Linked DNA regions of Mus musculus: region 1 is linked to region 2. Evidence: chromatin contacts called from ENCODE Hi-C or POLR2A ChIA-PET data. All regions are on one chromosome and are shown on one strand. Each heading gives the region's core, a stretch centred on a gene start or an enhancer-like site at or near the end of the contact. The rest is flanking DNA. Distances are from core to core; before and after follow the strand shown.

Region 1 (4,578 bases), core at 544-3,043, 700 kb after region 2:
TCAGTATCAGAAGCTGTAAAGAAATAGGTCTCATACCCAGAACGCCTGGTACCTGGCATCTGGCAAACTTCCAAGGGGACATGGATGGTGACAGTTGTACCAACCGAAGACTGCCTACCAGGTAGGTGGGGGACCATGTGTCTTCTCTGTGGAGACCTTTCTGATTCTCTGTGTGCTATGAAGAGAGGCAGTAGACATCAACGGTGCCCATTTGGTTTGCTTTGGATGAGGACATGACCCCATCCGAAGCTGCGTTGATCTTGTGCATGTCTCAAGTTTCAATATCCTCACAGAACAAGAGGCACATTCTTGACCTGGGTCTGGAGCACACTGCGTGGGCACTGGAAACCTGCCTCCTTAGGCTGTGACAGCAGAGGAAGCTGGGGGAATGGGGGAACACCTCCTTGGCAGATGTTCACTGTGGCATCGGCTGCGGTTAAACAAGGCCAGCTGACCTCTGGCTCCTCCCGGATTTCCGGGCAGGTCTGAGTTCAAGAAGGAAAAACCTGAGGTTCCCTCCCCTCCCCTCCAATTAGGCATAAGACTGAACCACTTGAGGCTACCCACAGTCATCGGAAGCTGCAAATCTCATACTGAAGCTTCCTTCTGGATCAGAGTCTCTGTCAACTTTCAAAGTCCAGCAAAAATTTAGTGTCCAGGCCTCGGGCATCCAGACCCCACTGCTGGCTCCCTGAAAGGCACAGCTTCAAGGGGCAGCACAACTTAAGCCATGGGGGCGGAGCTCCAGAGCGGAGGGGCAGGGCCAGACAAGCTAGGGGCCTGTGCCGCGGGGCTGCTGCACAGGTCTCCAAGGGGCAGAACAGGTCTCCAAGTCCTAAATAGGCCTGCGGACATAACCTCAGGAAACTACAACTAACTAAGAAGGCTAGAGGTCTATCTAGAAACGAGGGTGGGAATTCGGGACAAGGCCGGCGCGACCTGGGGCCAGCCCAGGGGCCAGCCCGGAGGAGGTGAGGACAAAGCTGAGGATTGGACAGACGTGGGCAAGGCCTGTGTTGGGGGCGGGGAAGGACCAGGCCTGTGCGAAGGACTACGGAGCAGAGGCGGGGCCAGGGAGAAGGCGGGCCTACGGAGGCGTGGCGAAGGCAAAGAAGGAGGAGACGTGGGCGGAGCCAGCACCTGGAAGGGCGGGTTGTGGGCGTGGCCAGCAGGGTGGCAAGGAATACAGGGGCGGAGCCCGTGGGAAGGACTAGTAAAGGGGCGGGATCAGTTTGAGGACAGCTGAGGCTGTGCTCTTGTGAGGAGGACGAGCAAAGGGAGTCAACAAGAGAGTGTAGCTGAGGAGCAGGGTCACTGTGAGGGCGGGGCAGGGGCAGGGACAACGTGGGGAGGACAACTGATAGGCGGGATCAGGGTAATAAGGTTGCTGAGGGACAGGGTCGACGAAAGGAGGACGGCTGAGGAGCGGGGGTCAATGTGAGGAGGACGGCTGAGGGGCGGGGTCAACGCGAGGAGGGACGGCCGAAGGGCGGGACCAATGTGGGAAGAATCGGCTGAAGGGCGGGGTCAGCGCGAGGAGCACAGATGAGGGGTGGAGCCAGCGCGAGGACAGAAGGCCCGGCCCAGGCTGGGTGAGTACGCGGAAGTCGGTGCAAGCAGAGAAAAGACGAGCGCTAGTTTGGGGCGGGGCCAGTGGGAAGGACGGCCTGAGGGCGGGGTCAGCACGGGTGGGAAGGCGCTACCGCGGAGGACGGTCCGGGGCGTGGCGAGAGGCGGGGCCCGCCGCCAGCTACGCGAAGGCCCCGCCCGCCTGGCCAGCCTGCGGGGAGCGCCCTGGCGGCGGCCGCCGGTTCGCCGCTCGCGGCTCGCAGGTTCCATTGAGAAAAGCTGAGCGGCGGCGGCGGCGGCGTCTGCGCCGGAGCAGAGAAGCCGCCACCAGCCCGCCGCCCGCCGGGCAGTCCGCGCGCCCGAGCGCAGGGCCGTGGCCTCGGGCCTCCGCGGCGGCGCCGGCGGCCCACGCGCGGCGCGGCGGGCTGGGGGCGCGGGCCGAGGCAGCCGTGGAGCCCGCGGGCCGGGGGCATGAGCCGCCCCGCTACCCCGCCGCGCCCCTGCCGCCCGCCGCCGCCCGCCAGGGGCTAGAGGCGGCCGCCGCGAGGGCGCGCGGCGCCGGAGACATGTCCAGGAGGAAACAGAGCAATCCCCGGCAGATCAAGCGTGAGTCAAACTTTGCCCGTGGTGCCCGCCAGACCCCCGCTGGCGCCCCGCCGCCCCGCGCCGCCCCTGCGCGGCCGCCCAACCCCGCTGCGCCCGCGACCTTCACCCCGCGCCGCGCCCCCCGCGCCGAGTGCCAAGCGCGCCGTAATCTAATCTCTGCCGGCGGGCAGGGCCCCCGCGTCTCAGCATGGGCACCCAGGGGGTCCGGGCCCCAGAGAGGGTGGCGGGTCCCGAGAGCCGGAAGGAGAGTGTCTGGGGGCGCGGCTCCAGCAGAGCCGGGCCACCTCGCAGCCTGCACCTCCCCCGCATCCGAGATGGTGCGGCGATAGGGCGGCCCCGATCTGGGCTCAGATAAAGTTTAAAATATTCCATTCTGCAAGTCCCATCCTGATAAGATCGCTCTGTCGGGACGGGCTGAAATTGTGATCTTATCTGGCGTGCTTGACTCTCCCAGGCTTTGTATCTAGAGGCAGAAGGAGAAAGACCTGGGAGTAAGGGGGACTTGGGACTGCGGGGACCGGCCGGCGCCCACCGCAGCGCTTTGGCTGCAGAGCGACAAGGCAGCGGAATAGGTAGTGGAGGCTGCTCCAACCTAGGCATTTGGCACTGGCTGACCAAACCCCCTTTATCCGCTCCGGCTCTGGAGTTTTCGATCCGACCTCTGCCTGCTGGGGGACATGTGGAGATCCGACCCACCAACTGCCCCTAACAACGCTACACGAATGGATGCCCATGGGCACCGCTCTCTCCACCTCCATCCGAGGGGTTATCCTGAACCATCCAGGGACCTCAGGCACTCAAACGTTGTTCCCGAGTGAAGTTTCTCGCAGGTTCTCCCGTGGGCACTTTCCCGAGCAAGGCAGACCCTATAATCCTACATCATCCGTGCCCCCCTACAGTAAGACCCTCCTGGGCTCTTGGGGCTACCAGGTTGCGGGGCCTCTTGGCTGCTCTAGGAGCGAGTAAGCACACAGGAAGAGCTCCTCCCCACGCCACACCAATAATAACTTCGCGCCTCTCCCGGCAGGGCGCGGGGCTTCCTCCCCGGAGCTTCCCTTTGGCGAGAGCGACAGGTCATCTGGGCTGCCCAGGAGGTGACGGGAGGGGGGCTGGGCATCCGGCTTTCCAGCTCCAGACGCCTGAGCTACCTCCTCTGTCCACATCACACTGCCACCAGGACCAAGTGTGCATTTTAGCTTGTGAGAGTACCCCCTACTGAAGTGGGGGGGGACGGGGAGGAATCTGGGTTCTGGTAACCCGACTCCCCAAATGCGTGCTGGACCTGTTTTCCGAAAGTCTCCTTCTATCATGTCAGCTGAAGAATTAAAGCCACCCACAGGTCCCGATCTGTGCTGGTTCTCTGGTTTCTTTTTCCCCTCCTCGCCTGTGCGCCTCTGCTGGGTTCTGTTCTCGCGTGTATGTGTGTGTGCGTGAGCGTGAGCGTGTGCGTGTGTGTGTGTGTGTGTGTGTGTGTGTGTGTGTGTGTGTGTGTGTTTCAGTTTGATGAGAAATGCAGATAGCTAGGGCAGGGAGATCTCAGGTTGGGAACGGATCGCCAGCGCTGATAAGCCCGCAGGAGCCCAGCAGAGCCCAACCCACTTGGGTCAGCGAAACCCCATACTCTGAGATCTAGGACCGAGACTGTGCAGGAGAGCCCCTCCGATCCCCTCACAGTGCCCCACGACTCGAGCAGAAGAGGAGAGCAGGCCTGGGGGGGCGAGGGGCGGCTCAGAGCCCTCTGTGCAACTCGTGGCCCGGGCCCCTCCTCCCCTAGCAGATCTAAACGCGTTAAGATGCGAACGTTGATTGTCACCATGCGGAGGCGCCTGCCCGCCTGCTCTCTGCTCAAGGCCATGCGTGAGGCCCTCACAGCTGTTCGCCTGGTGCCTTGGCCTCACCTGTGGCGGGTCTCAGGGTGCGGAGGGGAAGCAGGCTGAGCTCTAGGGGCCGACGCCCTCCACGCCCCCACCAAAGCCGGGTTGCAGCTGCCCGCTTGCCTCTGTGCGCCTTTTGTTCTGCGCAAAGATAGATGTGCCGTGCTGATAAGGCTTGCAACCGATGGCAGCCGCGATAGCGTTTCCATTTATTAACTTCAAACGTGGGAGAGGGGGGAGGGCGAAGCAGGAGCGCGGCCTCAGCCAGCCAGATGGCTGACATGATAGGCCAGGCCCCTGGAGGGGGCTAGGGGCAGGGGACCCTCGGTGCCCCGGCCCACCAGCTTTTCTCCTGCCCAGTCGATGTAAGCTCTGATAAGTAGGGGCCTAAGCGTGGGCCAGTCCGCCCAATAGCGATTGCCAAGAGAGATAAGAGGCCTTATCTACGGCCACCAGGCCCCGCTGGGTTCGGGTTCGAGGCAACAGCAGTGTGGGGGCATCCGGCGGCAGCAGGGGGCCTGGGCAGCAA
Region 2 (4,065 bases), core at 1,552-4,051:
GGGCCTCAGAGAAAGAAGAGCAAGACTGTGTCACACACAGCATTTCCCCAACTCCCCAGGAAGTTAAGCACAAAGAGACTGCCTCAAAGGGACCCACAAATCCCAGGCCCGCCAGCCAACCTGTCCCGGACCTCCATGGATTAGAGTACACCTTCCTGAATAGCCAGGTGGCCTGACATGGCTGTGACCCAGGGTGTGTGTGTGTGTTAAAAACAGAATGAAGAGTACAAAGCCAGCCTCCTCTACATTTGGAGATCTTGTCTCACAAAGGGCTGCCAGGTACCCTGTCATCATTGACCACGCTCAGCACTTTAGCATGCCAGACACCACCTGCGCACAAACATCCAAGGCCAGTAACTACCACAAGAGTTCAAAACCAAGTGAGAACAAAAGAAACACAAAACAGAAATCCCTTCCAGATGATCTGAATAAAACCCACAGACCAAAGGGGGAAATGCGGGGTAAGGGCGGAAGAGACTGCTCAGAAGTTCAGAGCACAAACCGCTCTCGTGGGGGACCGAGTTTGGTTCCCAGCATCCACACAGAGGTGGGTGGTTCACAACCATTTGCAACTCTAGTTCTAGGGGGAGTCGTCGTATGCCTCTCTACTGGAGCCAGTAGGTACCTGCAATCTCTCTCTCTCACACACACACACACACACACACACACACACACACGTGCGCACACATACAAATAATAATAATAATCTTTTTTAACGCTAAGTGTGGTGGCTTACACCTGCAACACCAATACTTTGCGGCCTTTTGGTTCCCAGGCCTTTACTTTCTCAAAGTTGGAATTCTGGTGTAGGTGAGACGACTTGCTCTCTATCGAGAGCTGAAGCAGGGGAAGAGGGGGGCTAGAAGAGGCTCTCCCAGGCTGCCCCCACCACTTTCCACACTGGCAATGGGACTCCATACATTTCTGCTCATAACTCTCTTGGGAGTATGTCCCAAGCTCCAGTTGAGCTAGCATGGCCAGAGCACCCCTCTGAAATCTCTAGTTTCACAGAAGTCTGTGATCCTGGTCTTAGCAATGACCTACCCAGGCCCCCTAGAGTTCCCCCAAAATCAGCACAGGCCCAGCAGACCAATGGAGAGCACTCTGGAGTGTGCCCGGGTGTCAAAGGTGCACACGCTAACCATCAGGTGAACACCAGTCAAAGAAAGCCTTGCTGCACAGACCAACAACCTGAGCTCCATGCCCTGAACCCAGAGAGGAGAGGTCCTCAACCTGTGCGGTGAGAACCTGAGGACCCATTAGCGGTTCACCTAAGACCACTGGCAAACACAGACGTTTACATTACAGTTCTTAACAGCAGCAAAATTACAGTTATGAAGTAGCGACAAAATAACTGTATGGCTGGGGGTCACCACAGCATGAGGTGTATTAAAGGGTTGTGGCAATAGGAAGGTTGAGGACCACTGCCAGAGAAGAAACAGATGTCCTCTAACCTCCAAAGACATGCATGCCCCTCTCTCTCTCTCTCTCTCTCTCTCTCTCTCTCTCACACACACACACAATAACAATAAACAGAGTAACAGAGTAATTTGTAAAAAAGAAAGAACAGTGCTCAGACAGAAGCTGAAAACAAACATCACCCATCCTGTGCGACTAAAGGTTACTACTGAGGATCTTATACAAGAAAACAAGACAAAAGACAAACAGGACGTTACATTGGGCCAACAGACATACCAGTCATGTTCAGGACTGAAGGCTTTGCATACTTATTATAAAAGCCCCTACCCAAGTCACAATCCCACTCAGACGTGGGGTAAGATTACCCCAACTTCCCACAGTGCGAAGGTAAGGGGAGACAAGCCAGAACCCTGATGTCAACCGTGAAATTACACAAGAACCCTGCAGCAGGGAGGACCTGGGGAAACCGCTTCCTCACACAGCCTGCCATCCCACAATCCCACTTGGAGAAGTGCAGGCTCACGAAGATGAACCACCCCAGAGGTTTTCACAAGATAGATGTAAATCCCCTGCATTTCTACAAAATGCACAAAGCAGTCTCCGGCGTGCTGTGGCCAGAAGACAGAAAAGGCTGAAGCCCACACACAGTCAGAGCACTAGCCTGTGTGACATGCAGGCAGTGGAATCCCTGATGTTCCCTTCACGGAACAGCAAGCCTCCAGGACACACACACACACACACACACACACACCAACAAGCCATTCAGGCTGAGTACCGTGATGTATGTACACGGACGTAAGGCCTTCAAATGGGACTGTGGCCGCTTTGCGTCCTCATTATTCCTGCACCGGGAGGGTGGGCTGTAGGTTTGGTTTAGGGGGACGGGGTCTGACATTTTTAAAAACAGGATCTCACTCTGCAGCCCTGGCCTGCTAGCTGTCTGGTTTTCTCACTCTGCAGCAGGCCTGGTTTGGAACTCCACACCATGCTCCTGCCTCGGCCAAGTGTCCGTACTAGGGGATGCACCCGCTCACCCTCGCGGCAGCGCCGTCTCCAGATGGTGTCCGTGTGCAAGATTCGGCGGAACCTGCTGCAGACCTGAGCCAGGCTGGGCAGGTCGGTGCCGGGCAGCGACGCGAAGATCTCCACGAGCAGCTCAGGCGGGAGCTCCAGCAGAGAGCAACGCGCCGGCCCCGCCTCGATGCGCTCCTCCTCGGGGTCCGTGTCCGCCTCACTGTCCGCCGCCGCAGTCTCGGCCGGGCCGCGGCGCTGCTGGCGGCGGCGGCACCCACGCGCGGGGCCCACGCCGCAGAGCCGAGCACACACCGCCATGCCCGTCACCACCGCGGAGGCGCGCACGCGGACGCGCACGCACAGCGCTCTGCGCAGGCGGCCAGGCAGCCGTAGTCCCGCTTGCAGGCTCCTCAAGCTCCACCCCAAGCGTGACCACGCCCTCCGACCCCAACCCCTCACACGCCCCCATGAAGACTCGCCCCGCCCCTAGACGCTCCCACCCTTCCAAGCCCCACCCAGACGCTTCGCCCCGCCCCTTGAGCAGTAGGCCCCGCCCTACGTGTTAGGTCCACGCCCTTGTATGGAGCCACACCCTATTTCCAGGCTCCGCCCCCAAAACGTTTGGCTAGAAACTTAGGACGCCCAGCTGCTCACTAAAAGAGGGTCGCCGGGTTCAGCTCCGGAAAGCCCCGCTCCTAGCATGACCACACCCCTCCCACAAGTCCCACCTCTGACCCCGTTTACAGGGTAGAACGAAGGGGTTTTACCTTAAGCAAGAAAACAATGCAGGATGCCCCGTGTGAGGATCGAACTCACGACCTTCAGATTATGAGACTGACGCGCTACCTACTGCGCTAACGAGGCTCCTTAGCAGCAAGCTCGCTGCCAGGGCCTTTGCACAGGTGGTGGCCTCGCCATGAACAAAATCTGGCAAGGGAAACCATAAACCAAAGCTACCGTCGCCTAGCAACACTACATCTAAACTAACTTGCCAAGATTACCTTGGTTGCAAAAGGAAAGGTCTGGTGCTCAGTGAGGTGGGAGTTCCTGGTGTCCCCAAACCTGCTCTCCAGCTCACATTGCCCCGCGCAGCACAAGGCGTCTAGAAACTTCCCTCTCAGGAAAAGAGTAGTCTGGGGTATCCTCCGCAGCTCTGCCCTTAATGACCCTATATAACAATATCGCCTATTTTTTATTATTAAAATTAACCGTTTGCGTGGCGGTCTCTCATCCCAACTTGGGGCTAGGGGATCAAGGCAGGAGGATCAGAATTACAAGGTCACTCTTGGCTACTTAGTGACTTTACGGCCAGCCTGGGCTACGTGAGACCCTGTGCCTCCTAGCAGTCCGCTCAGTAAATTATCCCAACAAGCAAACAGATATTACCTAATGCATTCGTTGATTGATTAACAATAGCATTAAGCAAAGGCTCCACTTGGTGGCCTGTAATCCTAGACCTTAGGGAGATGAGTCAGGAGGGTGGGGACTTTTCAGGACAACCTGAGCTATGCGGCAAGATTTCATGTAAAAAACAAAACAAAACAAAACAAAAAAGACTTAAATTACCTGATAATATTAACATCGTGTAAAAGTGTAGCTGAGCACACGCTGCCTCTTGTCCCCGTGTGTTAA

The links. Hi-C counts contacts between places; a loop is a spot of excess contacts on that map. ChIA-PET counts read pairs that join two places held with the same protein, here RNA polymerase II (POLR2A).
Region 1: a loop to region 2 is called in a map of T-helper 17 cell, with 4 times the contacts of the local background. The contact joins the promoter of Zfpm1 here to the promoter of Fbxo31 in region 2. A Hi-C loop is called at or near these places in 1 of 37 maps with a recorded cell type or tissue (T-helper 17 cell). POLR2A ChIA-PET finds 5 or more read pairs at or near these places in 1 of 5 experiments (embryonic stem cell).

The regions. Positions count from the first base shown.
Region 1 is chr8:122,280,348-122,284,925 of GRCm38, forward strand. It overlaps Zfpm1 (zinc finger protein, multitype 1), which reads left to right and starts at 1,794. Exons shown (of 10, transcript NM_009569.4): 1 at 1,794-2,175. The coding sequence starts at 2,136. Gm39269 (a long non-coding RNA gene) reads right to left here. Exons shown (of 3, transcript XR_879285.3): 1 at 4,074-4,578. RefSeq lists enhancers at 2,408-2,651, 4,016-4,578.
Region 2 is chr8:121,576,005-121,580,069 of GRCm38, forward strand. It overlaps Fbxo31 (F-box protein 31), which reads right to left and starts at 2,802. Exons shown (of 9, transcript NM_133765.4): 1 at 2,454-2,802. The coding sequence starts at 2,751. It overlaps n-TMcat17 (a tRNA gene), which reads right to left and starts at 3,297; the gene lies at 3,225-3,297.